Linked DNA regions of Homo sapiens: region 2 is linked to region 1. A link is a contact called in ENCODE Hi-C or POLR2A ChIA-PET data. All regions are on one chromosome and are shown on one strand. Each heading gives the region's core, a stretch centred on a gene start or an enhancer-like site at or near the end of the contact. The rest is flanking DNA. Distances are from core to core; before and after follow the strand shown.

Region 1 (6,683 bases), core at 2,125-4,624:
GCAGATGTTTATTTTTTGACTTTTAATTACCATAAATAAGTTCAATATAAAGCTTGGTACTTAGAAAATCAACTTATCCAAAATGCATACCTCATGTGATTTCTCAGTTAAGTTAATCTTTAAATAATAAAATACTTAGTGATCTCCTCATCTATCTGCACAATATGTTCTAGGCTCTGGTTTCTGGACATGAAATTGAGAATGATTTACTAGAGCTTCTTGTGATGATGCCCTTTGATTATAACAATATCTTAATCCATAAAATCCTTGGTAATACAATTCCTTTTCTGTCCTGAAACAATTTAAAATTTCTGATTTGGTACTCTATTGTCTAGCCTAACAAACAGATATAAATCTCTTTGTTGAAGTCTTGTATTGTTCTATACTCTTTTTAACGGTGATAGGCAAATTCGATTAATGCCAAATCTGGCTATAGATGAAAATTATGTTGAGATTTTTTAAATTTATGCATCACATCCCAGATCTACTAAATTAGAATATCTAGAAGTGAAATTTAAGGATCATCATTTTGTAAAATCTCTCAAGATGACTCTTATGTACAATGAGTATCATTAGACCATATATCCCCAGAAGATGTATATAATTGTCCAATGTAGTCTCTTCTTATAAGATCACAATTTTCTCCCTCAAGCTACTTTCATTAAGAAATATAAACAATATTCTTTAGAAAAACACTTAGATTAAAATGTATACATGAATAATTTTGAAATTATTTACAAATATTTTATTTAGTTCTTGGGCTGCAGGCAGAGCTTAGGGACATAGGATATATATATATATATATATATATCTCCCTATTTTTAACATATAATTGTGCATTATTATAGAGCATCCTCAATCTCTTGGGAAAATGATAAAATGTAATTCCTAATTAAGTAAAGTGAAAACCTTGAATACATTTTCATTTGTCTTACCAGATATAATGATGACAGGATCTTTATAGTTTTTAGGTCATACATTTGTAAATTTTGTGTGTTTTTTGGGAGGGTAACGGGCAAACTTCTGTTTCATGGATTTAGAAAACTTGTTATAAAAATGAGAACAGTCACTTCAATTCTGTTTTAAGTTTCTGTATTTGTTGATAGTAATGGATATTTTCCCCAAGTCTGTTGTAGATACCAGGGATTTTTTTCAGTAGCTCATCAAACCATAATTCTGCTGTTATAACCCAAGTTTAAAGACACCTAAAACTCCATGAAGGCTCTGAGTTAAAGCTCAAGAAGAATTACTGCACAGTGAACATCATACATTTTGATGTTAATATATAATATCTTCAGCACACTTGCCTGTAAGATATTTTTGGCAACCAAATGTTACTTCTATTTTATTCAAAATGTAAGTCTTTTGTAAGACTGAAAGAATAACAGTTGCATGAATAACTGCAACAGACTGTTTCTTTTTATTAATTTATTTTATATTGTTAGCCTTTTTTTGCTAACTACTGATGACAGTTTGGCATAAAACAATATTTTTAAATATTGCCCTAATTCAAGTATTTTTTTTCACATTAAGTGGCTTTTAAAATCTCCCAAAAATATCCTAGGTTTAAATGTCTCTCTGAAAATTCTAAAAGGAAACATAACTTTAAGTAAATATTATTTATAGTATCATTTAAAAACCTTTTACTTTGTTATAGGTCAGCTTTTGCAAATATTGATTCCACTGTCTTCAGTGGCTTATATAATTTTAATACTAAAAAATATACAAGTCAGCTGCAGCTATTTGCTATAATTCAATCTAATATCTGACTCTAAAGGTGAAAAACAGTGCAAAATTCAGGCGTCACTTGTGCTGTCTCCTGATCCTTTATGGCAACATATTTCCAAGCACTGATGAACCAACTCTAATATTAAAAACAAAAAAAAAAAATAAAAAACACTTTATGAAGTCCGTAGTCACTGAAAGATGATCATCTTTTTATTCAGGGAAGAGTTGACGTGAAGGTTAGAATCTTGTTTTTAATAGTTGCATGTGTGAATCATCAACTGATTACACATGCTTTATGAGAAAGTAGTGAGGAAAGGTGTTTATTTTTAGATTCTACTTATGTAAGACTCAAATTTGGTATTTCCTATCAGATTAACATTATTAGTAGCACTAAATGCTTTCCCAACTGCAAAGGGAAGGATTTTATCTTATGAAGCACTTTCAGATTTTGAAGTTTAGAGAGTTATTTTGAAGAAAAGTAGTGCTGTACTGAAGCTCTGGAAATATTTAAAAATTAGTATTATTGGATGTAGGCTAATTCTCTGATGAAATATTGGTAGAGTAAATTGATCTGATGACCAGTTCGTTTCTATCTGTCTAATGGTGTGTCAGAGTTGATAGGTGAGCCCATTACAAAAGTGTAAAATATTTTATAATAATGTATAATATAAATAATTATTTATGTCGAATAATATATTTCTATATTTATATATAATAAATAATAATAAATATTTTATAATATATACAATATAATTTATACATAAATTTATTATAAATAAGTGCAAAATTAAAAATCTATTACTCTAATTTTGTGAATCATCTGTACGTATAATCTATGAGAATGAATTCTTCATACCTGCTATTTTTGATCATTCTGTTTTGAGTTTGATATGTTAATCATACTTAAATTCTTTCTAAAATATTTTAGGAGTATGACATTTGCTGTCTCTGAACCATATGCATTTTAAATATTAATGTTAATTACCTTTATTTTATATCTCTAAACCTGATATATGCCAGCAAAGTAAGGTATTTTATAAACTAAGATTAACATATTTATTTTTTTAAATGTATGCATAAATACTGAAACAAATGTATTGGCTTTTTCTATCTATATGCCAATGTTAGGGGTTTTGTCCATACTAAATTTTCATCATTCTTTGTCCAAGAAAGGCAACGAAGTATATAATTTACCCTAGTATCTCAAGTATTATCTATGTATGAGGTTTAAGGGAGTATCAGTGTTTCCTGGATTAGACTGTATATGAGAGTTGACTACTGAAAAACTAAACAAATGTATTTTATAAAAATCAGCAGATAGAAACAACAAGCAAAAGTCAGTAATCACTTATGTGCAAAAAAGAGTGTTACTTAAAAGTAGAGAGAGCTTCATTTCTGTGAAACTGATAATCTGGGTTAAAAAGAAAAGAACAGATCTGCTTTCATAAACATTTCCTTGGAATCCTTTCCCCACAAACACAATTATTAAAACCCTGAGCTGTTTCATTGCATCATTATAACACTCCAGTTTCCTTCAAAGCATTCCACTCCCGTGATAGCAAATGTGACTGGAAAACTGGCTCAGTTAAGCTATGCCTAATGCAGTCTGCTTTCGTATTCACATCACATTGCACCAGCTATACTGCGGAGAACAAGCAGTTATACAAACGTGTATCCTCCGAGCCAGGATAAACACTCCCTTTTTCTCCCTCTAAACTACTCTTCAGGGAGAGACAGAAAATAAATAGGGACAAAGAACGACAGACATAGAAGTTGGGAGGGTATTAAATAATTCTTGTTTTTTTTTTTTTTTTTTTTTTGAGACGGAGTCTCACTCTGTCGCCCAGGCTGGAGTGCAGTGGCGCGATCTCGGCTCACTGCAAGCTCCGCCTCCCGGGTTCACGCCGTCTTCCTGCCTCAGCCTCCAGAGTAGCTGGGACTGCAGGCCGCCCGCCACCACGCCCAGCTAATTTTTTGTATTTTTAGTAGAGACGGGGTTTCACCGTGGTCTGGATCTCCTGACCTTTTGATCCGCCCTCCTCGGCCTCCAAAAGTGCTGGGATTACAGACGTGAACCACCTCAATCGGCCCTAAATAATTCTTTTCTAAGAAGGCAACAACCAATAGGATTCCTTTTTTAATGTTTTCCCATTTCTTGTTAGAAAAAAAAAGTTATTTCAGCAATGAAGTCTAAAAGCCAACAACTAGGTTTTCAGGCTGTGAAAGGAAGCAGAACTTGTACCAGGTAGGAAGTCCCTTCTGCCGCCCCTTTAATTCTTCTAACTCATGATTTTCTGTGTTAAAATCCTAGTGCTGACTTCTAGATATCTAGCATCTATCATCCACCTTTCCCTGAATGAAAATGTTCCTGGTAAACATTGTTAATGACATTCAGGATATTTCTTCTTTGAAAGGAGAGGACACTTCATATAAAAAAAAGGAGACAGTCTCTACTTCTATCTTCTTGAGCAGAAGTGTGTGTGGAACATTAGGATGCAGCTGACAAAATTGCAGCTGTTTCATATCCATGAAGTCATGTCCGAAAGTAGTAAGGGTTATCTGTTTTGCAATTATAGAAACAGCTGCTCTATTTGTTTAGGAACACTATTGCATTAGCTTTAGTAAAATGTATTGCCGTAAGTTTTGTTCTGTACAATAGGTGAATGTAGTTTAGGGTATTCAAAGACACGTCATAAGTTAAGATATTGTTTTAATTTCCTGGACTCTTTGGGGGCATAGTTCATTCATATTTTTCAGCATTGTGTTTCTTTAGTGGCTGTTGTTTGTCTTACAAAAGATTGATCTTTACCCTTTTCTACTGAAAATATTTAATAATATATTAAGAAAGCATTATTGAATTTATTCACTGTATCATACTTAAGTTATTTAAAAAATTCTTAGATAACAAGGAATTTATTGGAACTTTTGTATGAATCCTTTTTAAATAGCCTAGTAAAATAATTAAATTTATATAAGTAAAAGTTTATACTTTAATTACAGACATAATTTTATTAGAATATTGACTAATCCTGGGTACCTTTTGAGAATATACAAATATAAAATTAAAAATATATGAATTGCAATCTACCATTAATTTTTTTCTAAATAAGACAGAGTTGTTCAGTTCAACAAAGTAATAGATATCGTAGTTCTTTGCTTTGTCCAGATATCTTAACATTAATTTTGGCATGTATATATATATATATATATATATATGTGTGTTTGTCTTATCAAATAATTAATTTACTAAGGCTACACCACTGACAGTCCAGTTTTATTCTTTGGCATGTGAATATCCAATTTTTCCTTCATTTATTAAAGAGGCTGTCCTTTCTCCATTGCATATTTTGGCATATTGGTAAAATGAGTTTATTTCTGGGCTTTCTATTATATTATATTGGTCTAGGTATCTATTTTTATGCTGGCATCACACAGTTTTGTTTACTAGCTTTGTAATATGTATTGAAATCAGGAAGTGTGACACTTCGAGCTTGGTTCTTCTTGCTCGAAATTGCTTTATTTGGAGTATATTGTGACCCTAAATGAACTTCAGGATTGTTTTTCCTATTACAGCACAAAATATCTTTGGGTTTTTAATGGGGATTGCAATGAATCTGTAGTCCAACAGGGATATGAAACATTTTTAGCATCACTAATTATCAGGTAAATACAAATAAAAACCACAGTGAAATATCACTTCATGCTTGTTGGGATGGTTATTATAAAAAAAAAAGACAAGTGGTGAGGTTGTGGAGAAATTGGAACTCTTGTACAATATTGGTGAAAATGGAATTGGTATAGCTATTATGGAAAACACTAGGGATGTGCCTTGAAAGATTAAAAATAAAAATACCATGAAATTCAACAATCCAACTTCTGACTATCCAGAAAAATTAAAATCTGTATGTTGAAGAGATATCTGCACTTCCATGTCAATTGCAGTATCATTCAAATGAGACAAGATATGAAAACTATGCAAGCGTCCATTAACAAAGGAATGGATAAAGAAAATTTTATCCATCTATCTATTTGTCTATGTATGTACACACACACACACACACACACACACACACACACACACAAAGGAATATTATTCAGCATTAAAAAGAGGGAAATCCTACCATTTGCAACAACATCGATGCTAAGACTGTTAAGTGAAATGTATGTCACAAAGGAACAAACACTACATGATTTTTCTTATATGAGGCATCTAAAATAAAGGTGTAGAAGTAAATAATAAAATGACGGTTACTAGAGAATGGGAGGAGGAGTATATGGAGAGTTGTTTTTCAACATGTACAAAATTACAGTTATACCAGATGAAGTAAGTTCCAGTGATCTGCTATATAACATAGTGCCTATAGTTAATAATAGGTATTGAGTACCTAAAAATTATTAGGAGGGTAGATCTCATACTAAATGCTCTTACCACAAAAACCAACAAAAAAACAAAGGGACATAAGGAAACTTTTAGAGATGATAGATATGTTTCTTTACTTGGATTGTGGTGAGAGTATCATGAGTGCATACATATGTTCAAACTCACCGAATTATATACTTTAATTACATGCAGCATTAAAATACCAATCAGACCTCAATATAGTTACAAAAACGATTTTGAAAGGAATAAAAATGTTATTAACATGTTGAGTGCTAAGTGGACAAAGAAAGAAAAAATTTTGTTTTATAAAATGATATATCTATTTCTAAAACATTAACCGAAGCACATTAGGGAAATATCAAGGTCATACTTTCGAACTAGAATAGTCAAAATTTATTCAAAATTTTGCTACAGTGTACAAATAGAATCACTCTGAATTTTTGATGCAAACAAATCAAGGCATTTATGTGTTTTGCAAAATATAACCACTATATAAATGTTATATGTACATTTGTATGTTCCATAGATAAAATCTATATTTTATTATGGTAAGAGCACTTAACGTGAGTTCTAA
Region 2 (6,683 bases), core at 2,797-5,296, 140 kb before region 1:
ATAGGTCCAGAGGTTTAGGAGGAAAAAATGGTTTCCTGAGCCGGACCCAGGGTCCCTCTGTGTGTGCAGGCTAGGGATGTGGTTCCCTGCATCCCAGCTGCTCCAGCCATGACTAAAAGAGGCCAAGGTACAGCTCAGGCTGTTGCTTCAGAGGGTGGAAGTCTCAAGCCTTGGCAGCTTCCATGTGGTATTGAGCCTGTGGGTGCACAGAAGTCAAAAATTAAGGTTTGGGAACCTCTGCTTAGATTTCAGAGGATGTATGGAAATGCCTGGATGCTGGGGCAGTTTGCTGCAGGGGCAAGGCCCTCATGGAGAACCTCTGCTAGGTTAGTGCAGAACAGAAATGTGGGGTTGGAGCCCCCACACAGAAGCACAGTAGGAGCACCTCACTGGGGTGCTGCCTAGTGGAGCTGTGAGAAGAGGCCCAGAACACTCCAGACCCCAGAATGATAGATCCACTGACAGCTTGCACCGTGCACCTGTATAAGCTGCAGACACTCAATGCTAGCCCATGAAAGCAGCCGGGAGGGAGGCTGTACTCTACAAAGCCACAGGGGCACAGCTGCCCAAGACCATGGGAACTCATCTCTTACATCAGCATGACCTGGATGTGAGACATGGAGTCAAAGGAGATCATTTTGGAGCTTTAAGATTTGACTGCCCTACTGGATTCTGGACTTGCATGGGGCCTGTAGCACTTTTGTTTTGGCCAGTTTCTCTCATTTGAAATGGCTGTATTTACCCAATGGCTGTACGCTCACTGTATCTAGGAGTTACTAACCTGCTTTTGAATTTTACAGGCTCAAAGGTGGAAGGACTTGCCTTGTCTTAGATGAGACTTTGGATTGTGGACTTTTGAGTTAATGCTCAAATGAATTAAGACTTTGGGGGACTGTTGGGAAGGCATGATTGGTTTTGAAATGTGAGGACGTGAGATTTGGGAGAGGCCAGGGGCAGAATGATATGGTTTGGCTGTGTCCCCACCCAAATCTCATCTTGAATTCCCACGTGTTGTGGGAGGGACCTGGTGAGAGGTAACTGAATCATGGGGATGGGTCATTCTTGTGCTGTTCTCTGGATAGTTAATAAGTCTCATGAGTTCTGATGGTTTGAAAAATGAAAATTTCCCTGCACAAGCTCTCTTTTTGCCTGCTGCCATACACATAAGATGTGACTGACTCCTCCTTGCCTTCTGCCATAATTGTGAGGCCTCCCCAGCCATGTGGAACTGTAAGTTCAATGAACCCCTTTTTTTGCTTTCTTTTTTTTTTTTTTTGTGAATTTCCCAGTCTCAGATATGTCTTTATCAGCAGAGTGAAAATGCACTAATACTCTATTCTAACTGGGGTGAGATGATACAGCATTTTGGTTTTGATTTGCATTTCTCTGATTATTAGTGATATTTAGCTTTATATGTTATAGAACTGTTTGCCATGTGTATGTATTTTTTGAGAAATGACTGTTTAGGTCTTTTGCCCATTTTTAAAATCAAAATATTTGCTTATTTGCTCTTGATTTGCCTGATTACTTTATATATTCTTGATATTAACCCCTTGTCAGATACATAGTTTACAAATATTTTCCCCATTCTATAGGTTGTTTCTTTGTTCTGTTTATTGTTTCCTTTGCTGTGAAGAATCTTTTTAATTTGATGAAATCCCATTTGTTTATTTTTCCTTTTGTTGACTGTGCTTTTGAAGTCTTATTTTTAAAATTCCTGCCCAGACCAATGTCAGGAAGCACTTTCTTTATATTTACTTCTGATAGTTTTATACTCTTAGGTCTTACATGTAAGTCTTTAACCCATTTTCAGTTGATTTGTGCATACAGTAATCGATTCTAGATTTTTTCTTTTGCATGTGAATACACAGTTTTCCCAGCACCATTTATTGAGGAAACTGTCCCTTCCCTAGTGTGTATTCTTGTTACCTTTGTTGAAAATCAGCTGGTTGTAGAAGTGTGAATTTGTTTTGTGGGTTTGCTATTCTCTTCCGTTGATCAATGCCTTTTTTTATGCCCACACCATGCTGTTTTGGTAATTACAGACATGTAGTATATTTTGAAGTCACATAGTATGATACCTCTAGCTTTGTTCCTTTTGTTCAGTATTGCTTTAGCTATTTATGGTCTTCTGTTGTTCTATACAAAATTTAGGATTTTTTCCATTTCTGTGGAGAATGTAATTGGTATTTTGATAGAGATTACATGGAATCTGTAGATTGCTTTGGGTAGTACAGATGTTTTAAAAATATTAATTCTTCTAATCCATAAATGTGAAATACCTCCACTTATTTGTGTCTTCTTCAATTTCTTTCACCAATGTTTTATAGTTTTAATTTAGAGACATTTTTCTCCTTGGTTAAATTTATTCCTTGATATTTTTTCTTTTGTAACTGTTATAAATGGGATTGTCTTTCTGACTTTATTTCAGATAGTTTGCTATTAGTGTATAGAAATGTTACTGATTTCAGTTATTAATTTTAAATTCTGCAACTTTAGTAAATTTATTAATTCTAATAGTTTTTGAAGGAATCATTAGAATTTTTTATACATGACAACATGTTGTATGCAAACAAGGACAATTTAATTTCCTCCCTTTAAACTTGGATACCCCTTATTCCTTTCTCTTGCCTTATTGCTCTGGCTAGGACTTCCAGAACTATGTTCAATAACAGTGGTGAAAGTGGGAACCCTTGTCTTATTATAGATACTAAAGAAAAAGCTTTCAGCTTTACCCTGTTCAGTATGACATTAGTTGTTGGTTTGTTACATATTGCTTTTATTGTTTTGAGGTATATTTATTCTATAATTAATATGTTGAGGGTTTGTATTATGAAGTGTATGTTGAACAATTATTTCATCCCTGAGATGAATTCACATATGATGAATGATATTTTTAATGCACTGCTGGATTCAGTTTGCTATTATTTTGTTGAATATTTTGTTTTTCTGTTTATCAAGAATATTTTCCAGTAGTTTTCTCTTTTTTTGTTGTGTCCTTGTCTGGTTTTGATATCAGGGTAATGCTGACCTCAGATAATAAGTTAGAAAGAATTTCCTCCTATTCATTATTATTATTTTTTTTTGGCATAGCTTGAGAAGAAATGGTGTTAGTTTTTTTAAATGTGTTGTAGAATTCAGCAGTGAACGCATCAGGACCTGGGCTTTTCTTTGATGAGAGACTTGTTATTACTGATTCAATGTTGTTACTTGCCACTGGTCTGTTTGGGTTTCTATTTAATTATGATTCACTCTTTGTAGGTTTTATGTGTTCAGTAACTTATTCATTTATTATAGGTTTTAAAATTTTTTGGCATATCTGTCAATGATCATAATATTCTCTTCTAATCTTTTTATATCTAGTATCAGTTGTAATATTTTCTTTCTCATCTTTGATTTTATTTGAGTCATTTTTTTCTCTGTTAGTAAAGTAAAAGTTTGTCAATGTTGATTTTCTTTTCAAAAAAAAAATCTTCATTTCATTGATCTTTTTTGATGTTGTTATTGTTTTTTATTTCCATTTTATTTTTTGCTGCTCTGATCTTTATTATATCTTTCCATCTACTACTTTTTGGTTTTCTGTGTTCTTTTTATCAAGTTTATTGAGGTGCAATGTTGTATTTTTCATCTGAGATCTTTCTACTTTATAGATATAGGCATTTATTGCTGTAAATTGCCCTTGTAGAATTGCTTTTGCACAATCCCCTCTTTGCCAAGAGGACCCCAGAAAAACCTTAAAATTGAGTTCCTGGCTATGATGGGACAGGAAGTTAGATATATATTATACCCCCTACCTTTTGCAGTTCAGACACAACAACTGCTCAGCATTAATGTTAAAATAAAGATCATAAGACTGATAGAACAGAACAGGTTCTTCGTGGAAACAGGATACCAAATTATAAACAGGACCTAGGGTCATACCAGGCACGTGTGTAGTCAGGTATCCCCTAGAGGCCACTCTGACTCATTTTACTGTTTTGCTTTCACAACTTGACTCTGGCATAATATCATAGGATGACTAATAGATTTCCTTATCTTTACTCAAACATTCCTGTCTGCTGACTTCAAGTTTTTAGACAAAGCTTTGTTCCTTTAACCAATTGTGAATTAAGAAATCTGTGAACTCACCTATATATAACCTCCATGTATGGATTTATGACTTTGTCTGTAACTTCTGCTTCCCTTCCCTAGAATGTATAAAACAGAATTGCAGTCTGACCACTTCAAGACCACTACTCTAGGCTTTTTGGGTTTGTTTTCTCCCTGGACCATGGTCACTCATATTGGCTCAGAATAAACTTCTTTGAAATACTTTACAGAGTTTGGTTTTCTTTTAGTTTTTGTCTCTCCAAATACTTAATTTATCTCAACAATGCTTTGTGTTTTTCAGTCTACAAACCATACAAATATTTTAAATATATTACTAAGTATTCCATAGACTTTTATAGTAATATAAACAATATTTTTGAATTTTAAATTTCAATTTCTTATCATTCACCAATAGCATATAAAAGTAAATCGATTTTGTATATTGATCCTCTATCCTATGATCGTGCATATCTCAGTTTCTAGTTCTAGAGTTTTTGTTTTGTAAATTTTAGTTTTCAGAATTTTTGCGTATACAATTGTGTCATCTGAAAATAAAGGCAATATAATTCTTTCTCCTTATAATCTTATGCATTTTTCTTCTTGCCTTTTGCACTGGCCAGAATCTCCAAAACAATGCTGAATAGAAATGGTGACAGCAGACGTCTTTGTCTTGCTTTTTATCTTAGGTAGAATTTGTTCAATGTTTTGATATTAAATCTCATCCTAGTTGTAGCTTTTCACAGATGCCCTTTGTCAGTTTAAATAGATTTTATTATATTTCTAGACTGCTGAGAGTTTTTTATTGTGAGTAAATATTATTATTTGCAATGCTTTTCTGCATCATTTGAAATAATATCATAATTTTACTTTTTAGTTTATATGCTGTTTTGCTTTGGTTGAAACTTTAAACCTAAAACCAACTTGCATTCTGGGAATAAACCCAACTTGGTTATAACGTGTTTTCCTTCATATATAGCTAATTCAAATTCCAAGTGTATTGTTAAGAAATTGCATCCATGTTCATGACTGGTTGCAGTTTTCTTTCATGTCTTTTTTCCCCTTTGATATAATGGTAATAGTTCTATGGAATGAGTTGGGAATTGTCACCTCTCCTATATTCTGGTTGACTTTACATAAAATGTGTATTATTTATCTTTCAAATGTTTAGCACACATATTTTACAAGTCAAGTCAACTAGGCCTCCATTTTTCCTTTCTGAGAAGGTTTTTTTTAACTGTAAATTCAAATTTTTAAATATATGTATGGCTATTTATTTTATCTATTTCTTCTTAGTGGGCATTGGCATTTTTGATCTTTTGAGGAATTTTTATTTTATCTATGTTGGTAAATTTATTGACATAAAATAATATTCCGTTTTTATACCTTTAATATATATGCTGACACTTACTTTTTCTTTCTTCATATGGGTAATATATACCTTTCCCCTTTTGTCCCTCAGACTGTTTTTCCAAGACTACTATGGATAGTTGGCTGATTTTCTTGATCTTCTCAAATCATATGCTGTTGTTTTCATCGATTTTGCCTAGTGCATTATGTTTTCCATGTCACTGATTTCTGCTATTATTGGTATTATTTATTTCCATTTGTTAACTTTAGAATTCAGTTGTTTTTCTTTTGCTAGTTTTCTTAAGGTGGAAGCCTACATCACTCACTTGAGACATTTTATTTAAATATATGTGTTTGACATTGTAAATTTTTCTCTACGGACTTTGGGGCAGCATCCTACAAATTTTTAGATGTTGGGATTTTATTTTTATTCAGTTGAAAATATCCCTAGCTTCCCTTGTGATTTCCTTTTCCACCCATGGATTATTTAGAGGTGTGTTCAATTTCTAAACACATGGATTTCTTCATAACACGCTGTTGTTAATTTCTAATTTATTTTCGTGTGGACAGAGACTTTATGTCACATAATTTCAATTCCTGCAAATTTATTGAGGCATGTTTTATGACTCCAAACATAGCTTATGTTGGATAATGTTGCATTTGTGCTTAAAAAAAAAATTGTATTCTGCCTTTTTGGGATAAGACCTTTATACAAAATCATATATAGGCTAACTTATTTGGTAACAGTTTTTAAGTCAACTATATATTTACTGATTTTATGTCTAATATTACTATCAATTAGGTTAGAGAGGGATGTTGCAATCTCTATTCCTCTAGATTTGTTCATTTTTTCAGTTCTATTAATGTTTGCTTTATGAATATTGAAACTTCGTTATTAGGTGCATAGACGTAACATTTTTTTGCACTCTCAATTAATTAGCCCATTTATCATTATGAAATGACTTTCTCTGTCTCTTGTTATATAGCCAACTCTGACATCTATGTCACCTGATTTGAATATACTTACTCCAAATTTCTTTTAATAGTGCTATCATACATGGTATTTTTATGTTTTACCTGTCTGTGTCTTCCTATTTAAAATATATTTATTATAATTAGCAAAAAATTGAATACCAATTGTATAGCCAATCTGACAGTCTCTACAGTTTAATTGTATATATTTTAATTATCAACACTAGTTAAAATTGACCATATATTTGTGGCACTATTCTTTAAGATTAATTTAT

Evidence for each region. A loop is a pair of places that touch in the nucleus more often than their neighbours do. ChIA-PET counts read pairs that join two places held with the same protein, here RNA polymerase II (POLR2A). Pooled maps may share reads with other maps.
Region 2: a map of endothelial cell of umbilical vein shows a loop between it and region 1 (11-fold over the local background). The contact joins two enhancer-like sites. A Hi-C loop is called at or near these places in 3 of 168 maps with a recorded cell type or tissue (PC-3, PC-9 and endothelial cell of umbilical vein) and 3 of 50 pooled maps. POLR2A ChIA-PET finds 5 or more read pairs at or near these places in 1 of 52 experiments (HEK293T).

The regions. Positions count from the first base shown.
Region 1 is chrX:127,875,107-127,881,789 of GRCh38, reverse strand. No RefSeq gene overlaps it. Among named protein-coding and RNA genes, the nearest start is that of ACTRT1, 170 kb to the left of the region's middle. Within about 2 kb of position 3,374, at least 5 of the 41 ENCODE cell types and tissues checked have a DNase peak (open chromatin) inside an H3K27ac peak, as active enhancers do; they include PC-9 and endothelial cell of umbilical vein, where a contact is called at or near this core.
Region 2 is chrX:128,018,239-128,024,921 of GRCh38, reverse strand. No RefSeq gene overlaps it. Among named protein-coding and RNA genes, the nearest start is that of ACTRT1, 31 kb to the left of the region's middle. Within about 2 kb of position 4,046, at least 2 of the 41 ENCODE cell types and tissues checked have a DNase peak (open chromatin) inside an H3K27ac peak, as active enhancers do; they include PC-9 and endothelial cell of umbilical vein, where a contact is called at or near this core.